Linked DNA regions of Homo sapiens: region 2 is linked to region 1. A link is a contact called in ENCODE Hi-C or POLR2A ChIA-PET data. All regions are on one chromosome and are shown on one strand. Each heading gives the region's core, a stretch centred on a gene start or an enhancer-like site at or near the end of the contact. The rest is flanking DNA. Distances are from core to core; before and after follow the strand shown. Region 1 has its middle 180 kb from the start of INO80D-AS1. Region 2 has its middle 140 kb from the start of INO80D-AS1.

The links. Hi-C counts contacts between places; a loop is a spot of excess contacts on that map. ChIA-PET counts read pairs that join two places held with the same protein, here RNA polymerase II (POLR2A). Pooled maps may share reads with other maps.
Region 2: a map of HepG2 shows a loop between it and region 1 (12-fold over the local background). The contact joins two enhancer-like sites. A Hi-C loop is called at or near these places in 11 of 168 maps with a recorded cell type or tissue (Caco-2, Calu3, HCT116 and 7 more), 14 of 37 single-sample maps with no recorded cell type and 14 of 50 pooled maps. POLR2A ChIA-PET finds 5 or more read pairs at or near these places in 3 of 52 experiments (BJ, OCI-LY7 and activated naive CD4-positive, alpha-beta T cell).

What each region holds. Positions count from the first base shown.
Region 1 is chr2:205,899,733-205,905,847 of GRCh38, forward strand. It overlaps the pseudogene RN7SKP178. Among named protein-coding and RNA genes, the nearest start is that of INO80D-AS1, 180 kb to the right of the region's middle. Within about 2 kb of position 2,844, at least 5 of the 41 ENCODE cell types and tissues checked have a DNase peak (open chromatin) inside an H3K27ac peak, as active enhancers do.
Region 2 is chr2:205,945,220-205,951,334 of GRCh38, forward strand. It overlaps the pseudogene PPIAP68. Among named protein-coding and RNA genes, the nearest start is that of INO80D-AS1, 140 kb to the right of the region's middle. RefSeq lists an enhancer at 1,344-1,843. Within about 2 kb of position 2,997, at least 6 of the 41 ENCODE cell types and tissues checked have a DNase peak (open chromatin) inside an H3K27ac peak, as active enhancers do.

The DNA.
Region 1 (6,115 bases), core at 1,594-4,093:
TAAGCTGGTGAGGAGGCTGCCACGATGGGAGACTCTGGCCTGGCCCCACTAAAGAACTGTAGAGTACACCTCAGAACTTTCCCCAGGAGGGCCAAGGAAGCTGCAATACTTATCCACCAATTCCTAACCCTCACAGGCTGGGGACCACCTCTGGGGGAATTATATTCTAGGCGTCTCTGGTCTGCCCTGTGCTCTGGCTGACAGATCCCTCAGGTATAGAAGCAGAGAGATGAGGGCGTCTGTGGTAGGCAGCTGTGAGCATGCACAAGAGTGGCCTTTGCAGCTGCAAGTGAACTCAGAGGTGGGCCAAAGGGAAAAGGGCAGGGCTTCAGCAGCATCTTCTACACCATCTGCCCTACCAGAGCTTGTTTCCCCTCTAGAAGATGGTTGCAGAGACAATGCTGTGTGTCCACCATCTTGTCTCAGGCACACAGAAAGATGACATGTCCCAGGCTCCCCTGTCATTTAAGCCATCTCATTCACAGCTAAATTAGAAACAGGGTGCTACTTCTGCCCAGTAGAATATGAACAGAAGTTACTAAAGTCATTTTCAGGCCTGACCCTTAAAAACAACCCAGGCGAGGGCCAGGCGCAGTGGCTCACACCTGTAATCCCAGCACTTTGGGAGGCCGAGGTGGGCGGATCACGAGATCAGGAGATCGAGACCATCCTGGCTAACATGGTGAAACCCTGTCTATACTAAAAATACAAAAAATTAGCTAGGCATGGTGGCGGGCACCTATAGTCCCAGCTACTCAGGAGGCTAAGGCAGGAGAATGGCGTGAACCCTGGAGGTGGAGCTTGCAGTGAGCCAAGATCACGCCACTGCACTCCAGCCTGGGTGACAGAGCAAGACTCCGTCTCAAAAAAAACAAAAACAAAAAACAACCCATGCAAGGATGTGACGGTGGTCTGGCTGCAACATCTGTCACCCCACTGATCACCAGGGTTGATTCGGCTGATCTGGCTGGCTAGGTGGGTATGCCCTCCTGAGCCTCACCACTCCATGTTCATCCCTCCTGAAGCTGCATGCTTGGTTGAAGAAGACAACCTTCCCCAGTAGAAGGCCAATATTTGGTCAAGGGTATATAAGTAGCTGCATTCCCTTGCTAGAACCTCCAAACAAGCTCTCAAGGTCCATTTGCAGGAAAATGTTGGGTAGTGAAGCTTCCAAGGCTCCAGACACATCCAAATGAGGTGCTGCATGTGGCAGTATGTTTTTTGTTTTTTGTTTGTTTGTTTGTTTGTTTGTTTTGAGACAGAGTCTTGCTCTGTCACCCAGGCCGGAGTACAGTGGCACGATCTCGACTCACTGCAACCTCCGCCTCCCAGGTTCAAGCGATTCTCCTGCCTCAGCCTCCCAAGTAGCTGGGATTATAGGCACCCGCTGCCATACCTGGCTAATTTTTTGTATTTTAGTAGAGACGGAGTTTCACCGTGTTGCCCAGGCTGGTCTCAAACTCCTGAGCTCAGGCAATTCACCCACCTTGGCCTCCCAAATTGCTAGGATTGCAGGCATAAGCCACCACACCCAGCCACTTTTCTTAAAAACACACACACAAACAAACAAAACTATGTGATCCTCCAGTTCTTTCTCTTCAGTGACCAACTTGAAGTCCATATGTTTAAGATGGTAGGAATGTAAGATTGAAGGAGCTTTGATCCCTGAGTCACTGAGTGAAGGAGTCCACCAAGGAAAGCCACTCAAATTATGCCAGACTGTAACATGAATGAGAAATAGGCAGTATGCAGCCCCTAAGATTTGGAGATTTGTTACTGCAGAAAAGCCTAGCCCATCCTGACTAACACAGAATATATATTGGCTCTGCTGAGAATCTCTGCATGTTTTGGCAGTATGTTTCTTTTCCCTTTTCCTCTTCATAACTTGAAAAGAATCTTTAATGCAATTTCAGGGCTAAAACAGTGTGCTTCCGCTTCAAGAAACAAATATGCTTAGCTGAGTGATGTTCTTGCAGTTGGCAATGAACCCGTGATGCCCAGCCAGTATAATAGTCTTGACAGCATCTCTCAAGGCCCGCCTGCCTGCTTTAAGACCCAGTCTTGGCGACAGGGTTTAGCTGCCCACCCTTCCATTTAACACATCTAGAGAAACTACCAATTACTGCTAAACTGCCTTGTGTGGCTCAGCCCTCAGGTCAGAGGATGACATCCGGGAGGGCCATTTCAATGATTATGTAATTAATATTATCATGATATATAACTGCAGTAATGGTTTTTATCAATAGAGACCTGTTCTTCCTAGGCTATTCTTCAAAGTCAGGCTGTTGCCTGTTCTACCTTTGTGACATTCAGGAGCATCCTCTGGCCACGTGGTTCGGAGGTTTTATTGTACATCTTTAAGTGCTCTCTCTGAAACCCATGGGTCCTGGAAGTTTTGAACTAGGTTTTGTGGCTCTGCGTCACCTTCACAGTCTTAAAACGCACCCGTTTACACAAATGCCTGCTCACAAGCCACAGAGTGATGGCCGCTGACTCCTCCCAAAGTCAACACTTAGATTTATTGACTGAGAAGGATGTAACTGACCGAAACTTCACCCAGCTCAATATTTGCCTAGAGACAATAAATCTCAACACCGACCCAAACTGAAAGTCGATGGATATGTATTGTTACAGACTTTCTTTTGGCAAGACTAATCCATTGGGTATGGATTTTGAAATAATTTCATTTTGATTGGAGTGTGGGGCTAGCTGGACAGTGCAGTCAGAAAACAAAGTGGGGGACGCGTGATAGGAGCAGTTGCTCCTTGTAATCCCATAGTTAAATTCAGTGCTGTGAGCAGCACTTAGAAAAAAGAGCATGTCATCTATCAGGCCTCCAGAAGGGCCGCCTTCTGTGAGATGATGTCATCATAATGGCAGAGTGTGTTAAGTCCTCTGTGAATCCCCACAGGGCATTTGTCCTGCATGAGAATCAATTACAGAAAAGATAAATGGTGCATGAGAAGTGTCTTTTGGCATATATTTCACTTCTGATACATGTTGTTCTGCTGAGCAACAAACAATTTAGATAAACCTCAAGGTCATGTTTGGACCAGAGAGATGTTTTTCATTAGCTAGAGAGTGACCATGCTGATAAGAGAAGCAGCAGTTTGTGGAAAACTGTAAAACACCCGCCCTTCCGGGCAGCCGAAGCAGCCTACCTGGATCAGGCTGAGAGCCCTGGACATCACAGAAAGCCATGTTAGCATTGGAAAAGCGAGAGTGACGTCTTTGCCCACCATCTCCCAACGAAAGCCCTTCTGAGTGCGCGGAATGATTATTTCTGTGAACTGTAGTTATACTTCAGGCATGGACTCTGGAGAATACATTTTACTGGCTCAACTTTTTGTGAATCACAAATCCAGCTGAGTTGTGATTTTTTCTTCCTTTTGAGTCTAGGTCTGTGTTAGCAGTTGATTGGCTATCTTGCCCACATTCCCTTGTTTTTCCTTACATTTTTTTTTTTTTTTCTGAGACAGAATCTCACTCTGTCACCCAGGCTGGAGTGCAGTGGAGCAATCTCAGTTCACTGCAAACTCCGTTTCCCGGGTTCAAGAGATTCTCTTGCCTCAGCCTTCCATGTAGCTGGGATTACAGGCACCCGCCACCACGCCCAGCTAACTTTTGTATTTTTAGTAAACAGGGTTTTACCATGTTGGTGAGGCTGGTCTCAAACTCCTAACTTCAAGTGATCCACCTTCCTTGCCCTCCCAAAGTGCAGGGATTACAGGCGTGAGCCACCGTACCAGCCGCCTTAGATTTTTTTCACGGTTCCACAAGTGAAAAGGGAAAGTGGTTCGTGTCTCCGTGTAGTCACTTCCTTGTCACTGGGTCCTCAGACCCATTGCACAGGGTTTATTTTTTTGAGACAAAGTCTCACTCTGTTGTCCAGGCTGAAATGCAGCAGTTTGAGCCTTGACCTCTCAGGCTCAAGTCGTCCTCCCACCTCAGCCTCCCGAGTAGCAGGGACTACAGGCATGCACCCTCACACCTGGCTAATTTATTGTTGTTGTTGTTGTTATTATTATTTGTAGAGATGGGTCTCCCTATGCCGCCCAGGCTTCTCAAACCCCTGGGCTTAGCAGTCCTCCCACCTCAGCCTCCCAAAGTACTGGGATTATAGCACGAGCCACCGTGCCTGGCCCCACGGGGATGTTTGTACCGCCTGTCACCACATCCAGCAGGTGCTCCCACAGCCCAGCAGGGTGTGCTGTGGTGATGTTGTCCTTATGTCATTCCATCCGGTGCCTCTGATCAGCTGTGACTTAGGGCACTGTTCTCCCAGGACCTCGCTGCAGCCTCAGAATCCTTTTTGTTCCACCCTTCTCCGTGTCTGTATTCCAGAATCTTGTGTTTTGGGGCACTCAGTTACCTCCTTGTAAAATGTTGTCCTCCATATTTTCATAAAGAGGAATTCAAATGTTTTCTCATCTCACCCTAAGAAGATTCCCCTAACCCCAAATCTGGGGTGTCTTCTCTGTTCTTCCATAGCCCACTATCAATACAGACAGTCCTTACTGTACCCACCTGGCTGTCATCTCTCTACTATGAGAGACAATTTCCATCTCATTCACCATTTTATTACCAATTATAAGCACGGATCTTGCTTGGCACATAGTATATATACATACTCAATAAGTATTTTAGCAATCATTGAAAAAGTTTTAGATTATACAATATCTATGCCCATATTTTTCTACTTAGGGTCCATGCAGTGAGATTAAGAATTTCAGAGATTAGCTTCCATTTTCCCCATTTCTCAAAGTATGAGCACCAGAGGCAGCAAAAGTGAAGGGCCACATTAGGGGTCCAGCACCTCTGGCCCCTTCTCTGTCTCAGATGTATGTGGAGTGTGAGTGTGGACTAGCCAAATAAAAGGAAACAGGCCAGAAAAGTCACTGGTTCCAGTCGAACGAATACTGCTTTCTTGCTTATGAATTTCTCCCCCTTGTTCCTTGCAAAGTGTGGAACTGAACAAGGGGAACAGCTATGTGGTCAGCAAGAGGGCGGGAGGTCACTCTCTAATCACAGGCATGGGGCAGGTATAACTTGACCCTCCATCCCCACAAAGCTACACAGGTCCTGTCTCTGCACAGTTGCTCCATCACCGATCTTACCACACGGCCTTACGACCACTTGGCTATTCTCTTCTCCTTGCCTTGACCCATGTGTAAATAGCTGATGCTCTGAAGCTAATGTTATTTTAATAGCTTTATAGAGGTATAATCGACATAGAATATTGCCCATATTTGAAGTGTACAATTTGGTGAGTTTGGTTATGTATATACCCATGAGACCATCACTGCAATCAAGATAGTGAACATGTTTATCACCTCTGTGTGAGCCCCTCCCTTTCTCAGCCCCTCCTCCTCCCAGCCTCTTCACTTCTCAGGCAACCACCCATCTGCTTTCTATTACTACAGGTGAGTTTGCATTTTCTAGAGTTTTGTATAAATGGAATGATACAGTATGTACTATTTGGGGTTGACTTCTTTCACTCAGCATAATTATTCGATCTCCATTCATGTTGTTGCATGTATTAATAGTTTATTTAAAGCTAAGGTTTTTATAAACCTCTCCTGAAAGCTTGGAGACATCCTAAAAATTGGAAAGAATTGGGTCTTGGGCTATATTATAACATAGATTGTCTAGATTTGTTCTAGAATTAGCAAGCCTGCTATCAGCAGGAAACCCACCAATAAGAAGAGACTCAGAACAGGAAAGGGGCAAATAACAAAAGGAGATAAACAGCTAAGAAGACAGACAGAAGGAGCCAAAAATATCTCCCGAGTTTCCTTCCATCTGTGCTTCTCTCCCCAACCGTGCTTCCCCAAGATCCACTGCCACCAATTCAGCCTAATCTTTCACTAAAAGTATCTTCTTCCCTCTTCTTTCAAATATCCCACCTCCCCCACAAATAAAGCCATTTTTAAAATCACCTACCTTTAGCTGAGCAAGGGAATAGAGTGACATACCTCCCACTCAAAACATCTCACTGGAAACCCCACCTTCTGTGTTGAGAATTTTGAATCCACAGTAACTTGAGACAAATCTTTCCTTCTCAAATTCCCAAGTAAAGGTGCAGAGCTTGGCTTCATCTGCCTTCCCCCACATC
Region 2 (6,115 bases), core at 1,747-4,246, 46 kb after region 1:
GCCAGGCATGGTGGCTCATGCCTGTAATCCCAGCACTTTGGGTGGCCAAGGCGGGCAGATCACAAGGTCAAGAGTTCAAGACCAGCCTGACCAATATGGTGAAACCCCATCTCTACTAAAAACACAAAAATTAGATGGGCGTGGTGGCGTGTGCCTATAGTCCCAGCTACTTGGGAGGCTGAGGCAGGAGAATTGCTTGAACCTGGGAAGTGGAGATTGCAGTGAGCCGAGATCGTGCCACTGCACTCCAGCCTGGGTGACAGAGCGAGACTCTGTCTCTAAAGGAAAAAAAAAAAAAAAGAAAGACAAACATAAACACAAAAAGGAAGCAAAGAAGGAAATGAGAGATTTGGGAGTGGCCTTGACTTGGAATGTGATGATGCCACCACCCCCAACCAGCTTGGCCCATTCTCTTCCTACCAGCCTCTGCCTCTCAGCCCCCACTCAGTGTATTCTATCTGCAGATAGGCGTTACACTGAATACTACAAAATAGGCTACTTTTATACTAGAAGGAATTCAATAAAAGTGAAATACATAAAAGCCCAGCGCTTATAGATTTTTATTATGATTCTTTCAACTAAGCTTTTAAAAATTCTCTGATGTTGGGAGAAGTATAACCAAGGTATCTTGCAGGACCAGACAAGGTGTCAGGAAGCAAAGTGGGTATGTCTACACAAAGACAAACGCCGGGGAAAAGAAAAACCCCATCTTTCCCGGGAGCCATGTTCGAGCTCAACACTCACCCCGATGTGCTTTTGGGGACAGCTTGCTTTATGCCAGTCCCCTTGAGGGTGTGGGGTCCCAGTGAGGTGGCTCCCACCAGTTGCATCTTTTTATAATCTTTCATGAAAGCGTTTCTTTTGTCTTAAACAGTGGTAATCTGTTTGATGTTCATAGAGATTGATGAGCGGCCTTGGGTGCCAGCAGAGAATCAGACAGATGGCAATAGTGACAATAAATAATTGTCATGTTTTTCACTTTTGTGGCCTCTACAATTCAAGGGTCTCAAAACACAGCGGAAATTTAGAATGATAGGAAAGGAAAAGACCTTGGGAAAGGGCATCTCGTCCATCCTTCCAACATCTCACCCCAGGGCTCATACTAAACAAGATGCTCTCATGCGCCCTTGGCCCCTGACTGCAGTGGGGATGGCTGTGTTCCCAGTGAGAACACAGGCACAGCCCCTAAGTTACAGGATGTGGCTTCTTCGTTGCCCCCAGGGGGATGGAAACTTGAAGACTCAAGGGCAGACAATACAGTGAACTCCGGGGCCCTCCCAGTGAGATGGGGAAGCTAAAGACAAGCTGAGGGCAGGTTTGGTGCAGGAGGTGGCAGCGGCCCCTCCGAGCACCATCCTGGCAGGGAAGGGCCACTTCTGGGAGCTGGAAGGGGCAGATGCTGGGAACATGCCCCAGACTCAAACCACACTGACACAGACCATCACACCATGGACAGCCCTGGCCGCCCTGTTCTTTCCTAGAATAACATGCTCAGTGGCATGCCTGCTGGAGCCCAAGCCAGGACTTCTTACATGCCGATTCCTCCCCACGGGCTGTTCTTTAGATGTTAAGAGAGGACATGGCAGGAGGTGGTGAACAAGCACTCATCTCACCTTCCAGCCGCTATCACAGAGCACCTAATGAACCGCAGTGTGCTAGAATTTCCACATGTGGGTAGAGAGAAAAAGAGGACAGTCTTCACCCAAATCTCAGTGCTGGGCACAGGGATAGAAGGATGGTGAGAAGAAATGAAGATCTGTTCTTCCTTCATTTGTCTTCCCATTTCCAATCCTCAAGAACCAGTTTGAGGAGAATGTCTGCCAAACCAGCTGCAAACATACTACTATTTAAATTTTCTTCATTTCAAAGGGTTTTAGAGGCCAGGCACAGTGGCTCACGCCTGTAATCCCAGCACTTTGGGAGGCTGGAGTGGGAGGATTGCTTAAGCCCAGGAGTTCCAGACCAGCCTTGGCAACATGGCAAAACCCTATCTCTACAAAAAAATAGAAAAATTAGCTGGGCGTGGTGGTTCACGTCTGTGGTCCCAGCTACTCAGGAGGCTGAGGTGGGAGGATCACCTGAGCCCAGAAGGTTGAGGCTGGGTTGAGCCATGTTCATGCCACTGCACTCCAGCCTGGGTGACAGAGTGCAACCCTACCTCAAAAAAAAGCTTGGGGGGGTGGGGGTCAGGCCTCTTCAGAACTGCGTGCCTCCTCGTAGGTCCATAATAAGAAGTTCCCCAGCCAAACCACCCAGGGGAGATTACTGTTTGCTGTCCTGGCCCCTCTTCCTTCCCTCGGGGCCCTATCTCTCCTGAATCTTACTTGTATCTTCATCCTCACCTCCTTCGCAAAAGAGGATCTTGCCTTGGACTAGAAAAGCAGAAATCATCCCGCATCCATACAGATCTTTAATCACATCCTTGTTCTTGAGATCCGAATTTAAAACATAGAGGTGTTGTCAGGCCCTTTAGGGCTTTGCACAGTGTCAAAGCGAGCAATCTGAATGGAAGGAGTTTTAATTTTTCAAAAATTAGCCAGCAGTGGTGGTGCACGTCTGCAGTCCCAGCTACTTGGGAGGATCATGTTTGAGAACAGGAGGTTGAGATTACAATGAGCTATGATCACGCCACTGCCTGGGCAACAGAATGAGACCCTGTACCCAAACATAAAATCTGACAAATTTCTTCACTTACTCTTTCCAACTAAAAAAAAAAAAAAATTTACTTGTTATGCAATCAGAAAACTGACCTCCAAACAGCAAATGTCAGCAAGTCAGTAGCAGGAGCCGACAACTCATTCAGGAAAAATGAAGCACTTTTTATAAAAGTCCTGTTTCTGGCTCAGTTATACTGTCCTAAGAACTGACATAGTAAGAAATAAGTCCAGGAATCATTAAAACAAGATAGAATCCAATGTCCTACGTGTTCCAAGAACACAGCTGTTGCTCAGAGGCTCAAGGCTTCGGCTACTCCTGTGTCAGCGCGCAACATAAACCCACCACAGAGAAAACCCAAGCACGAAGCACGACCGTGCTCTGCCATCTGGTGGCCAAAAGTGAAATGGCCCTGAAGGCGCAAAAGATTGAAAATAGATGTTTCCTAAACTGTAGTCATCAATAGCGAAACTTTCTCAAGTCGGCTACCAATAAGCAGTGGATGTTAGAATGCTGAAAAAAACAAATCCAATGTTGAAGAACCTCCTTTCTTTGGCCCTCCAGGCATGAATGAAAAGCTCTTAAATTGCTTGCCTAAATGAGCCCATCTGTTTACTAAACAGGGGTACATGAAAACATCAGTTACTAAGTATGCAGACTCTTTTGATCCTATGAAAGCACTGACCATCTATCCATGCTATGCAGATCTCTGTTGGTGATATAATTACAAGATGGGAAAGGGAAGTGTGACCGGGACACTCTGAGAGCCACTTGTAGTCTAAATGAGACACCCCGCAAAAGCAGTCACGTGAGCTTGGAAACTCAAACCCTGCTTTCCTAGCACACTGAAGCCTCAGAAGGCCATGCACACCTGTAATCCCAGCACTTTGGGAGTCCAAAGCAGGTGGATCACTTGAGTCCAGGAGTTTGAGACCAGCCTGGGTAACACAGACAGACGCCCGTCTCTACAAAAAATACAAAAATTAGCTGGCACATGCTTGTAGTCCCAGCGACTCAAGAGGCTGAGGTGGGAGAATCACTTGTGCCTAGGAGGTTGAAGCTGCAATGAGCCATGGTCACGCTGCCCTTGCACTCCAGCCTGAGCAACTAAGCAAGACCCTATCTCAAAAAAAAAAGGCCTCCAAAAAGTCTGAGTAAAAAAAAGTTGTGCTTTGCAGACACTGCTGCCGCCACCAGGAGCCCCATACTACCAGCCATGATCAACCCCATCGTGTGTTTCAACATCATTGTCAACGGCAAGCCCTTGGGCCACATCCCCTTCGAGCTGTTTGCAGACAAGATTCCAAAGACGGCAGAAAACTTTCACTCCTGAGCACTGGAGAGAAAGGATTTGGTTGTAAGGGTTCCTTTTCTCACTGAATTATTCCAGGGTTTATGTGTCAGGGTGGTAACTTCACAAGCCATAATGGCACTGGTGGCAAGTCCATCTATGGGGAGAAATTTGATGAGGAAAACTTCATCCTGAGGCATAGAGTTCCTGGCATCCTGTCCATGGCAAATGCTGGACCCAACAAAAATGGTTCCATTTATCATCTACACTGCCAAGACTGAATGGTTGTATGTGGCCCGGCACGGTGGCTCACGCCTATAATCCCAGCACTTTGGGAGCCCAAGGCGGGAGGATCCTGAGATCACGAGTTCAAGACCAGCCTGGCCAACATGGCGAAACCCCGTCTCTACTAAAAATACGAAAAATTAGCCGGGCATGGTGACGCATGCCTGTAGTCCCAGCTACTCGGGAGGCTGAGGCAGGAGAATCCCCAGACCTCCCCATGGCCTAGGTCAGGAGCCCAGAAGTGCCACATGGCTGAGGGAGCGCCATTTCCTGGGGGGATGGGGGATAAGAAGGTACCCTACAGGAGAAGCCAGGAGGGGCCGCCTGCCCCTGGGGTTGGGGCCTGGCCGAGGCAGGTGTCGGGCCTGAGAGCCTGGCTGGCTGAGCTCGGAGGGCCCCCAGGGAAGCCTGGCCCAGGGAGCAGTCGTGACTCTGCAGGGGAAGCCCAGCGAGGGAGCCCGGGAGGCAGAGGTTGCAGTGAAGTGAGATCACACCACTGCACTCCAGCCTGGTGACAGAGATAGGCTCTTTCTCAAAAAAAAAAAAAAAAAAAAAAAAGAATGAGTGGTTGGATGGCAAGCATGTGGTCTTTGGCAAGGTGAAAGAAGACATGGATATTGTGGAGGCCATGGAGCGCTTTGGGTCCAGGAACGGCGGGACCAGCAAGAAGATCACCACTGCTGACTGTGGACAACTCTAAGTATGACTTCTGTTTTATCTAAACTACCAGACCATTCCTTCTGTAGCTCAGGAGAGCACCCTCCACCCCATTTACTTGCAGTATCCTAGAATCTTTGTGTTCTCGCTGCAGTTCCCTTTGGGTCTATGTTTTCCTTATTCCCTTCCATGCCTAGCTGGATTGCAGAGTTCAGTTTACAATTATGAAATAAAAACAAAGGAAGGAAGGGAGGGAGGGAAAAGGAAAGAAAGAGTTGTTGGCTGGGTGCGGTGGCTCACACCTGTAATCCCAGCACTTTGGGAGTCTGAGGCAGGTGGATCACTTGAGCCCCAGAGTTTGAGACTAGCCTGGGCAATATGGTGAAACCCCATCTCTACTAAAAATACAAAAATTAGCCAGGCGAGGTGGCATGTGCCTCTAGTCCCAGCTACTCAGGAGGCTGAGGTGGGAGGATTGCTTGAATCCAGGAGGCAGACATTGCAGTGATCCAAGATTGTGCCACCACACTCTAGCCGGGGCAACAGAGTGAGACCTCATCTCAAAAAAAAAAAAAAGTAAGTTGTTTAACTTTGCTTAACTTAGCTTCCCAAATTCCTTTGACCTCTGAATAGGTTGTTGTTTTTTAGGTAGTTGTTTTTTAAATTGTTGTTTGTTGGATTGTTTTCTTTTCTGTTTTGTTTTTAGAGATGGGGTCTCCCTATGTTATTCAAGCTGGTCTTGAACTCCTGGGCTCAAGCAATCATTTCCCCTCAGCCTCCCGAGTAGCTGGGATTACAGGCTTGAGCCATCACATAGGGCTCTGTTGGATTTCTTTCAGTATATCCCAAAGAATTTGTAAAACACAAGTTGAAATGCAAATGCAGTCTCAGCTCTGCAGCTAGCTGAGCGATGTTTTGGAAAGTTATCTAACCTCCATGTGCTTTTATTTCTTCCAAAATAAATCAAGAGCAGAAAAAAGGTAAAAAGAGAAAATATTTTACTTCAGCCATTCCTAAGCTCTGCCATCGTTTTCTTATACCAATTTTCAACAACCTTGCACTGTAGATCATCTGGACTACTACTCAAAAATAGCCAACTGGTGACACGCATCTATCCCCTTCCTCTTTTCAAACCCAACTAGGCAGTGAACGGATAATAAAAGGCTATTCACTCATAAGGACAACAAAAAAAGCAGCACCCAGAGATATTGAACTTCAAGAAATGTT